Linked DNA regions of Homo sapiens: region 2 is linked to region 1. Evidence: chromatin loops called from intact Hi-C (ENCODE). Cell type or tissue: heart right ventricle. All regions are shown on one strand. Each heading gives the region's core, and the rest is flanking DNA. Links, peaks and the distances in the headings are about the cores only. Region 1 overlaps DCDC2B (doublecortin domain containing 2B). Region 2 overlaps BSDC1 (BSD domain containing 1).

Region 1 (5,368 bases), core at 316-5,315:
CCTCCCAAAGTGCTGGGATTACAGGCGTGAGCCACCGTGCCCGGCCTCCTTTTTTCTTTTAAATATAGAGATGAGTCTCACGATATTGCGAAGGCTGGTCTTGAACTCCTGGGCTCAAGCAATCCTCCCACCTTGGCCTCCCAAAGTGCTGTGATTACACTATGCCCAGCCTGCATCCTCTTAATAATTTTTTTTTTTTTTTTTGAGACGGAGTTTCACTCTTGTTGCTCAGGCTGGAGTGCAATAGCACAATCTCAGCTCACTGCAACCTCCACCTTCTGGGTTCAAGTGATTCTCCTGCCTCAGCCTCCCGAGTAGCTGGGATTACAGGTATGTGCCACCACACCCGGCTAATTTTTTTTTTTTTTTTTTTTTTTGAGATGGAGTCTCGCTCTGTTGCCCAGGCTGGAATGCAGTGGCGCAATCTTGGCTCACTGCCAGCTCCGCCTCCCGGGTTCATGCCATTCTCCTGCCTCAGCCTCCCGAGCAGCTGGGACTACAGGCACCCACCACCATGCCCGGTTAATTTTTTTTGTATTTTTAGTAGAGACGGGGTTTCACCGTGTTAGCCAGGATGGTCTCGATCTCCTGACCTCGTGATCAGCCCACCTCAGCCTCCCAAAGTGCTGGGATTACAGGCGTGAGCCACCGCGCTCAGCCACACCCGGCTAATTTTTTTAATTTTTAGTAGAGACAGGGTTTCTCCATGTTGGTCAGGCTGGTCTCAAACTCCCTCAGGTGATCTGCCCACCTCAGCCTCCCAAAGTGCTGGGATTACAGTCGTGAGCCACCTCGCCTGGCCACTCTTAATAATCTTGTGAAAGAAAGATTATCCCCATTTTCCAGAGGTGGAAACTGAAGCTGAAAAGTGAAGTGGGCCTTGGGCACGATGGCTCACACGTGTAATCCCAGCACTTTGGGAGGCTGAGGAGAGTGAATTACCTGAGGTCAGGAGTTCAAGACCAGCCTGGCCAACATGGTAAAACCCCATCTCTACTAAAAGTACAAAAAAATTAGCTGGGCATGGTGGTGGGTGCTTGTAGTCCCAGCTACTTGGGAGGCTGAGGCAGGAGAATCACTTGAACCTGGGAGGCGGAGGTTGTGGTGAGCTGAGATCACACCACTGCACTCCAGCCTGGGTGAGAGAGTAAGACTCAAGTCTCAAAAAAAAAAAAAAAAAAAAAAAAAGTGAAGTGATTTGTTCAGGGTGACAGAGTTATTGAGTGGCAGGGGCCAGACCAGAATTCTCATCTGATTTGCAGGACTTAATACCTTCTTGCTAGGTTGGACGCTGGGAGAGAGAATTGGTATATTTGGCACAGCAGGGTCCAAGGGAACTTATATTATCCAGCTCTAAGCCCTCCCAAGAAATGAGCCAGTGAGCATGGGGCATGGTGGTGGGGGTGGGGAAGCACAGTCTGGTTTCACTGGGCATCGAGGAGTGCCAGGCATCTACTGCTCTGTCCCTGGATAAGTCAGGCTGGTGGGAAGAGGCAGCAAGGAGGGAGGACGTACTTTGTGAAGACAGACGGTGTCTCCTCTGCCATGTTCCTGCAGGCGTCAGGGGCTCTCTGAAGCCTGAACTGGGGAGTAGGAAAGGTAAGAATGGCCAGCAATCAGGGTCCAAGCCCAGTGTCCCTTCTCTAGGCCCAAGGCCACAGGGCCCAGGTAACCCAGCCCTCTCCAAAGGAACCAGACCGAATTAAGCCATCTGCTTTCTATGCCAGACCCCAGCAGACCATTCAGCCAAGAAGCAAGCTCCCCACACTCTCATTCCCATCAGGTGAGGGGTCCCTGGGGCTCAGGCCCTTCTCAGCTGCCCTTTGACAGTGACATAGGTTGGTCCCTGCTGTTGTTGGGGATGTCCATGGGAGCAGAATGCTCAGACACAAAGCCGGCACTGGAAAAAAAAAAAAAAGATAAAGGAGTCTGAACCTACTGTGGCTCAGGAGACTGCCCGTAAAAAAAAAAAAAGCTGGTACTGACCTCATCATAACTGTCTCCAGCTGCCCCCGTCTGTATATCCTGTCCCTTCTTCACAGGGCCTCATCACATGAAAAGAAGCACCTGGAAAGGGCAGTGCTTAAAGCGATAAGACTTCAGGGGTGGGATATAGAGGGGATGGGGGTGGGACCAAAGGCCCACCTCTCACTTCCTTGCCATCCTGGGAGGTGGTGGGGAATGCAGAACCAGGTTCAGGGGAGGGAAAGGGGCTAGCATGAAGGTCCAGGGCAGGAATGCTGAGGGCTCTTCAGCCTGGGCATCACCCAGTGCTGCCTCCCCTCTTTAGGAGTTATAGGAGTATATGGAGCTCCCCACCGAAGGAAGGAGACAGCGGGGGCCCTGGAAGTAGCAGATGATGAAGACACTCAGACAGAGGAGCCCTTGGATCAGGTAAGCTGTTGGATCAGGAAACAGTATGTTGGGGTGGGAGGAGCTCTGAGCTGGAAACTGGCAGCCTTGGGCCCCAGGAACAGTTCTCCTCCCTTGTGATTGAAAGTAAATGATCTCCTAACTTCCTACCTTGTTAAATGAGGAAGCAGTTCCTAATTTCCAGTTTCTTCCTTCCTTGGGGTTGGGGACCTCCTGGCTGAGAGCTGGAGGCTGGCCATACTCACGGCTCCATTCTGTATGGCCTTCCACCTCCTGCAGAGGGCAGCACAGATAGTGGAAGAGGCCTTGTCCCTGGAAAACCAGCCTGGGGCTGGGGCTGCTATCTCAGCCTCAGCCCCAGCTCTGCCATCTTGAGAGCCAGCAGCTCCAGAGGGCAACTGGGGACCACTACTCTGGCCACCTTTTGTCCTTAGCCTCCAGCAGCTTGTTCCTCAGGAGCCAGCACCTCCGCTGGGCTCACAGGGTACACTGCGGCCTCCTCAGCCCTCCCCGTTCTCCTGCTCCTAAACCCACAGCCCAGCCTTCCCTTCCTCTGAGCAGAGCAGCCCTGGCTGTGGGGGCTATTTCCTTATGGGATTCTCTGGCCAGAGAAAGGAGTAGCTGACTAAGCCTGGGAGAGGGTTTGTCACAATAAAAGAATACTTACTAACCTCTTGTCTGTTTACCATAGATTTATTGACAGCTACTACTCGCCAGGTGTGCTGGAGTCAGGTGGGGCTGGGGCTCACAGCTCTCTACCTGTTTAAGAGGGGCTGGCAGTGAGGATTTCTGCCTACCTCATGGGTGGGGCAGGCAAGGCTAATAGACAGCTCATTTCCTGCATCTGCCACTCCGACGCACCTTCTTCCCTCGGTTCCACCCCTCATTCAGCCAAAGCGCTCTGACTGAGTCCCAGAGGCCTCCCGTTTGCATTTCTGGCTCAAAGTCTGCAGCTGGCCCTTTCCATGCAGCTGGAGTTCTGCAGTCCATGGAACCTGCCACCATGATAGTCCAGATCAGGCCACAGTAATGGTGGCTGGGCTGGGAGCCTGAGATGTTAGCAGGAAGAGAGCTGCTGGGGCAGAAAGGTTGCTGAGGGTGAGCGTAGAGTCTCCTGTGCTAAATCCCCGCAGCTGAACAGCACTTGAAGGTTACAAAACTCTTTCACTCTTGTTCTCTTATTGTGATCCATGAGGTAGCTGTTATCCCCATAAGAGAGGAGGAAGCTAAGGCCAGAGAGGGGAAGTGCTAGGTCCATCCGCTCACTGCCAGCACTTCATGGCCCAGGGGCTTCCTGGAGGCAGCAGAGCTGGAAGTGGGTTCGGCCCACTCAAAGGGTAGACTGTTGCCCCTGGGTCTTACTCACTGAGCTTGTGATGCAGAGTGAAATTCCTATCACGGTGAGCACCATGCCAGCAACTGCTCCTGGGATAATAGGCAGAAATCAGGAGGGTCTGAGCTCAGCCATGCCAGTAGGAGCTGGTACAGGGCTGGAGGAAGGGCTCAGATGGGGTCTGGTCTTCAATCCCAAACCCCAGCCTCTGTCTTTCTCCAGACTGTCCAGGGGAAGGGAACTCTGATGGCCACAAGGAAGCAAAACAGCTGCAGAGGAAAGGGCAGGATGGGAAAAGGCCGTGTCCTCACCCACTCTGGGGAGATGGGTTCTGGGAAGGAACTAACACAGGTATGTCGAGATCCACAGAGCTGCGTCCCGCACTCGCAGTAGTCTAACTTACGTTTTCCACCAATATCTTCTCCAAGGGCCTTCCCAACAATCAGTGTGAAGATGATAGCCAGAGAGTTACAGATGGGCACAGCCAGGGTCAGATCTGGGTGGTCAGAATGAAAAGAATGCCTGAGATGCAACAAATGCCTTTCTAGGCACAAAACACTTCCATCATCATCATTTCATACCTTTAAAAAAGGTATCAAAACCCCATCTTCCAGATGAAGTCACAGCAAATCTCAGGACTCAAACCCACATCTCCTGACTCCACGTTCAGTGCTTCCCAGGATTCCAGCATGAAGACCTGAACTCTGAGGTCTGGGACCAGCCTGGTTTGATAATGAGAATGAGGTCTTTGCACTCAAAGAGAACTCGTGAGATCTCAAGGACATCTGGACGGACAGGCAGGCACCCAAATCCCAAAGGATGAGTAGAGAGTCAGGTAACACCAAGCACAGCCACCATTTATTAAGCACATACCATGGCCTAGGTGCTTTGTGTACATATCTCAGTTTTCACAACACTGCAAGAAGGGGATTATCACCATTTTGCGTAAAAGAAACAAAGGCTCAAAGAAGTCACATAAACTAAGGCAAGTTGAGGATTTAAACCAAGGCTTGCCTGACTCCAAAGCCTGCGCCGTTATTAAACTGTGGATATAGACAGAGCAGAACATCAGATGAAGCACATTTTGTTTCTGTTTCAGCCCAAGCTCAGGCCTTATGGAGTTAAAAATAAAAAGTGTCAGAAGGAAGGAGCAGGACCTGTTCAGGACATTGGGCTGGACCTGTGGTGTGGGTAGAGGGCATCATAGCCCAGGATCTGTTCCTTAATTTTGAAGTTCCAAGGGGCTGACTGCCAATAAGCAAACTTGAAAAAGAGTAATGGAGTTGGCTGGGTGCAGGGTGGCTCACGCCTGTAATCCCAGCACTTTGGGAGGCTGAGGCGGGCGGATCACCTGAGGTCAGGAGTTCAAGACCAGCTTGGCCAACATGGTGAAACCCCGTCTCTACTAAAAATACCAAAAATTAGCCAGGCATAGTGGCGGACGCCTGTAATCCCAGCTACTCAGGAGGCTGAGACAGGAGAATCGCTTGAACCCAGGAGGCAGAGGTTGCACTGAGCCAAGATCACACCACTGTACTCCAGCCTGAGAAACAAGAGTGAAACTCTGTCTCAAAAAAAAAAGAAAAAGACTAATGGAGTTAACTTAAAATTTGTTGAGGGTAGATCTCCTGTTAAGTGTTCTTATCACATCAAAAAAAGAGC
Region 2 (5,368 bases), core at 294-5,293, 160 kb after region 1:
GTTTTCGGGTGATTGCTAACTTTGTAGTGCTGTCACTCACAGCTCATTTTATTCTGTTTAATCGGCTCTCTGCTTCCCCAGTTAAGAAATAGAGGCAAAACTGCTCTTAGGTCACACGGTCATGAAGTGAGGTCTTAACCTCCAGGCTCCTTCCAGGCCACAGGCCTGCCCCAATCTCTCCTCCCCTTCTCTGCAGAAAGAAGTCCAGTCTCTCAGAACAGACGAATGCTGTGACAAAACATAGGTGGAAAGCAGCTCTGCGATGACAGGGATCACCCTGGGAACCAGTAAAACCCTTTGGCTAGGGTACCCCAAGAGACTCTGCTATACCCAGAGACCAAGCCTTATGTCACCCTAGGACTTGGGCCCAACAGGAAAAAGGAGTCACTTTGTCTCCAAGCCCCCATTCTTCTTTTTATTTCTTCTACTCTGTTCCCACTGTTCCAGCCTAGTCCAAGACTCTGGCTTCCTCCCACCTGACTACGGTTGTTTCTTGTGAGTCTTCTATAGCACATCCTCAGCCTCTCCTTTCACAGGCCCTGAGGGCAGCAGAGGCAGCATAGCAGAGTAGTTAAGAGCTTATGTTTACCTCTCCTGTAATTTCAATTCCATCCAGTCTCCAACCACTACTGATTTTTTCTGATCACCCTTTGTAGCCCAATTCCAAATGAAACCTATAATTTGTAACCCTCCAACTGTTTCACTATCCCTCATTCTCTCCCGTACTCAGCTCAGATTCCATGAGGCATCATTCTTATCACTTCTTGCATATACTTTCTTTTCTTTCCTATTTTTTTGAGACAGGGTCTCAGCTCTGTCACCCAGGCTGGAGGGCAGTGCAGCAATCTCAACTCACTGCAGCCTCAACCTCCCCACTCAGGTGATCCTCCCACCTCAGCCTCCCGAGTAGCTGGGACTACAGGCACGTGCCACCACATCTGGCTAATTTTTTGTATTTTCTGTAGAGATGGGGTTTCATCACAATGCCAGGGCTGGTCTTAAACTCCTGGGCTCAAGCGATCCACCTGCCTCAGCCTCCCTTAAGTACTGCAATTATAGGTGTGAGCCACTGTGCCCAGCGGACTTTCTTCTTTTCATCAACTGATTTTACCTGGCTAAACTTGAACCTAATTAGATCCAACTCCCCATCTGCTCTGTTCCTGCACCTGAGCAACTGAATATGGCTGAACAAAAATACAACATGTTGATGGTCTCACTTAAAACCTACAATCACAACCTCAGTGGGCCCTGGGACCATCCACCCAGCAACCCTATTACACCTGTCAGGCCCACCACCTACTCCTCCCTCTTCTACAGGACTATTTCACACTGAAATATTTACTGGGTGGGTCACTGATCTCAGGTTCCTACCACTAGAAATATGAGAAAAAGTACACAGATCTCACAGGGCTTTTGTAAGGATTGAGTAATATGCATATTACTGTGCATATGCATCTGTGCTTAGCACAGATCTAGACACAGAGAAAGTGCTCAGAGAATGTTACCTCTATTTTCATTTCCCCAAAGCAGGGCTCTACTTAATTCTGCTCTGACTGAGGATCTATCATGAAACAATTATCCCGTTTATGGAGGAGCAAACAAAGGCTTAGAGAAGATTAGTAATCTTTCTGAAGTCACATGACTTATGAACAAAGTTGGGATTTGAACCCAGAACTGTCTGAACTCCAGAACCCACAGCCTTAGCATCCATGCTCTGCTGCTTTATGGCCCCAAGGCCAACCTTCTGAATCCAGCTTAAGGTTTTAAATTCTGAAGTTCTATTTCTGAGTCAACCCACTCACCCTTCTTGTACCTCCTTCTCCTGGGAGAGAATACAGAAGAGTGGGTTTAGGTCACCGCGCCTTAAACATGCCCCATGCCCTTTGCTAGCTAGTCTTTGTAGGCCTCCTCAGCTTAGACTACCACTCCCCTGCACCTGCCCCAAACTCACCAACTCTCCTATACGAGGCTTGTCTCCTCAGTGAAGCACCGCAGATGTCCAGAGATTCCTTCTTTCTCTGAACTCCTCCAGTACCAGACTGGCCCACCCTGCTTTATGCTTCCTCACAAAGGCTGCGGCTTCTGCCCCTCTCCCACTCAGTGTCTCATAAAGAACAGGTAGGAGCTCAGGCCGGGCACGGTGGCTCACGCCTGTAATCACAGCACTTTGGGAGGCCGAGGCAGGCAGATCACAAGGTCAGGAGATCGAGACCATCCTGGCTAACACAGTGAAACCCCATCTCTACTAAAAATACAAAAAATTAGCCGGGCATGATAGCATGCGCCTGTAGTCCCAGCTACTCGGGAGGCTGAGGCAGGAGAATGGCGCGAACCTGAGAGGCGGAGGTTGCAGTGAGCCGAGATCGCGCCACTGCACTCCAGCCTAGGCGACAGTGAGACTCCGCCTCAAAAAAAAAACAATAAAAACCAGGTAGGAGCCCAATGGATGACCTCATTGATCAAAGTCAGAAGGGAGACACTGGGTTGGAGACTGGAAACTCTATGGTTTCCATCAGGGAATAGGTTAGGGGTGGGGTGGGGTCCATTTCCCATCCACTGTGGCAAACCAGTCCCTTACTACACCAGCAGGCCAGGCCTTACCTGCTGGGCAAGCTTTGTGGCTGTGGCTGGTGCTGAGTGTTAGCAAAGACAGGAGGATGTGTGTGTGAAGTGTACAGGTGGTGGGGGGACTGGAGGGGGGGTTCTTAGTGATAATCAGCCGTCCCTGAAGTGGTATTTTGGATGTGGCAAAAAGGCTGACTGACACCAAGGCTATCCTTGTCCTTTAATTCCTGCAGTTACAGAGGTTGCTCTTTGACATAAACTCAGAGTCTCCAGTCTAAAATTCCATTACACAGATAAGAAACTGAAGCTCCATTACTCAAGCTGGGTCGCTGTAAATTCATGGGTGTTCATTATTTCTTCTTTAAACTGTAGGTATGAGTTTTGTTTATATATTTCATAATAACGAAGGCTTGGGGAAGCTGAATGACTTTCCTAAGGTTACACAGGAAGAAGACCCTTAACATCAATGTCACTGGGATTCCCAAGCCAGGGTAAGGTTAAATTGTCCAAAAAGATAGAAATTGGCACAGTGTGCTAGTTAAGGGCATGGGCTTGGAGTCAGACAGCCCTGGGTCTGAATCTGGGCCTCCTGGCCATGTGAACTTGGGCAAGTTACCTAATATTTTTGGGCCTCACTTTTTTTCATTTGTAAAATGAGGACAATAATACTGAGAAATTAGGTGCCATATAACATATTTAGCATGGGATCTGGCATCAAACTTGTTTTGTTGACTCTTAAGATGCCAACAATTGAAGATGCATTCTTATTTCAGAGATGTTGTGCAACTTAGAATGAAATATGTTAGCAAATAGTCAATATATAGCAGCTGTCATCATTATCAGAAACGAAAAAAAATCTGCTCATAGTATCCTAACAAGGGACAAGGAGACAAATCTGCCTCAGGAGGTGGCCCTGACCGCACACAACCCTCTGGGCTTGGACCTCCAGACCTACCTTTCTTTCCATTGTTGGAGGGTGTAGACTTCCCACTATCCGAGTTCAGCTCAAACACCCGTAAGTCTGTGGGCGCCTCCTCCCTCAGAGTCTCTACTCTGGCTGGAGGCCTGGGCTCTGGGCCGCCGGTGTGGCCAGCAGGCGTTAGGGGCTTGGAGTGAATAGGGGGTGAGGGTCCAGTCTCACCCACATCCACAGCCAGGCCCTGTTCCTCCAAGGATGCCTCTAGCAGCTTTTGGGACAGGTCCTTGGGTAGCACTCGTGCCTCAGGTGCAGTGGCCGGGTTGGCGATCTGTGTCACGAGGGAGATGCTCTCACTGCTCTCTGATGGAGTCACCTCTGCTGGGGGCTCAACTGAAGTCACCAGATTCTCTTCACAGGGGCTCTGGGGGCCAGGTTCTCCTTCAGGGAATGTAGAAATTTTGGCCACAGGAACCTTTGCCTCTTTTGGAGATATGGGTGAAATGCCCATGAGCTCCTCTGTAGAGAGAGAAAGGGAGGGGCAAGAGGGAAATGTAACCTGGCCAGCCATAAGACAACCTTGGAGCTCTCAAGTTCCTGCCAAAGTGTACTCTGATCAAGACTCAAGCCGGGCATGGTGGCTCACACCTGTAATCCCACCACTTTGGGAGGATGAGGCGGGTGGATCACCTGAGGTCAGGAGTTTTTGAGACCAGCCTGGCCAACACGGTGAAACCCCATCTCTACTAAAAATACAAAAAATATTAGCTGGGTGTGGTGGCACGTGCCTGTAATCCCAGCTACTTGGGAGGCTGAGGCAGGAGAATCGCTTGAACCCGGGAGGCGGTGGTTGCAGTGGGCGGAGATTGCGCCACTGCACTCCAGCCTGGATGACAGAGTGAGACTCTGCCTCAAAACGAAAAAAAAAAGACTCAATAGTGTCATTCAGCTCACCCCTTCGCCATCACAACGCTTCTGCAGACAGTCCCTGCTAGTCAAAGTCCTGTTTAGCCCTGGGGCCTAATGCCTGGTGGGCTTCCAGCAATGCAGTCCAAGGGGCTGTTATGGATTAGAAAGCCAAGGCTCAGAAGTGAGTCAGTTTTGGGTTCAGGTTGGACTCTGCTACATCCTAGGTGTATGATTGGGCAAGCCACCTAACTTTTAACTTACTCTTAACTTACTTTTATCCTTAAGAGGGGTAATGGGGTTGTGGTAAGGACTCTGTGTAGAGCTCTTAGGGCAGCCTGGACATATGGTGTAAACAAGAAATGCGTTAATATTATATCATCCAGAAGGCTTCAACATGCTGTTCTAAGCTGAGCTACAGGTAGAAGATGCTCAGCTCCCTCCCTAACTCAGTGGTTCCCAAACCAGCCTGGGCATTAATATTACCAGGGAACTTGTTTAAAATACATGTCTGGCCGCATCTTTACAGTCTTCTTTAGAAGGTGGGGAAAGGAATCTGGATTTTCAAGAAGCTCCCCAGTGACTAAGCGGCAGCTGGTTCATGGGCTGGCAGGGGAATCTACACCAACTGACACATGTGATTTCTGTAGCTAAATCGGAATTCCACTAGCCTTGTTCAATATCCCCTTGTTAGCTCCGCCTATCCTCACACATACAATGTGCTTGTTCCCTACTCTTCCCTGATGGGCACCAAGTCTCTCCAGGCTTCAGAGAGCATGGCCCAGCCCAGAGCGTCCCGCACAGATGTGACACTTGCCCCTCACCTCTCAACGCCTCTTACCTTCCTCCTCCTCCCAGCCGGGCTCTTCAGAGATGCTCTGTTCCGCCCGCTGCTTCAGGGCGTCCCTCCGGGCCTGCTCCTGAATGTGGGGGAGCAGAAGGCCACAGGCAGTCAGGGCACCCTCTTCCTAGACCCTGGTC

Evidence for each region. A loop is a pair of places that touch in the nucleus more often than their neighbours do. Peaks named below come from ENCODE experiments on the same cell type or tissue, not always from the same donor. Only the 100,000 strongest peaks of a DNase experiment are listed, where the experiment ranks them.
Region 2: it touches region 1 in a loop (2.1-fold over the local background); 16 of 110 quality-filtered maps call a loop at or near these places.

Annotation. Positions count from the first base shown.
Region 1 is chr1:32,213,150-32,218,517 of GRCh38, forward strand. It overlaps DCDC2B (doublecortin domain containing 2B), which reads left to right. Exons shown (of 9, transcript NM_001099434.2): 7 at 1,648-1,783; 8 at 2,291-2,394; 9 at 2,653-3,043. The coding sequence ends at 2,748. TMEM234 (transmembrane protein 234) reads right to left here. Exons shown (of 5, transcript NM_019118.5): 4 at 4,110-4,202; 5 at 3,051-3,798. The coding sequence ends at 3,704. Among named protein-coding and RNA genes, the nearest start is that of TMEM234, 6.5 kb to the right of the region's middle. RefSeq lists an enhancer at 2,596-3,795. In heart right ventricle, for the core only: CTCF peaks have their summits at 2,653 (motif pointing right) and 2,852; a DNase peak (open chromatin) is centred at 2,637; H3K27ac peaks cover 522 bases.
Region 2 is chr1:32,372,742-32,378,109 of GRCh38, forward strand. It overlaps BSDC1 (BSD domain containing 1), which reads right to left. Exons shown (of 11, transcript NM_018045.8): 8 at 5,229-5,307; 9 at 3,521-4,000. Among named protein-coding and RNA genes, the nearest start is that of TSSK3, 13 kb to the left of the region's middle. In heart right ventricle, for the core only: no CTCF peak of the experiment used is centred there; no DNase peak of the experiment used is centred there.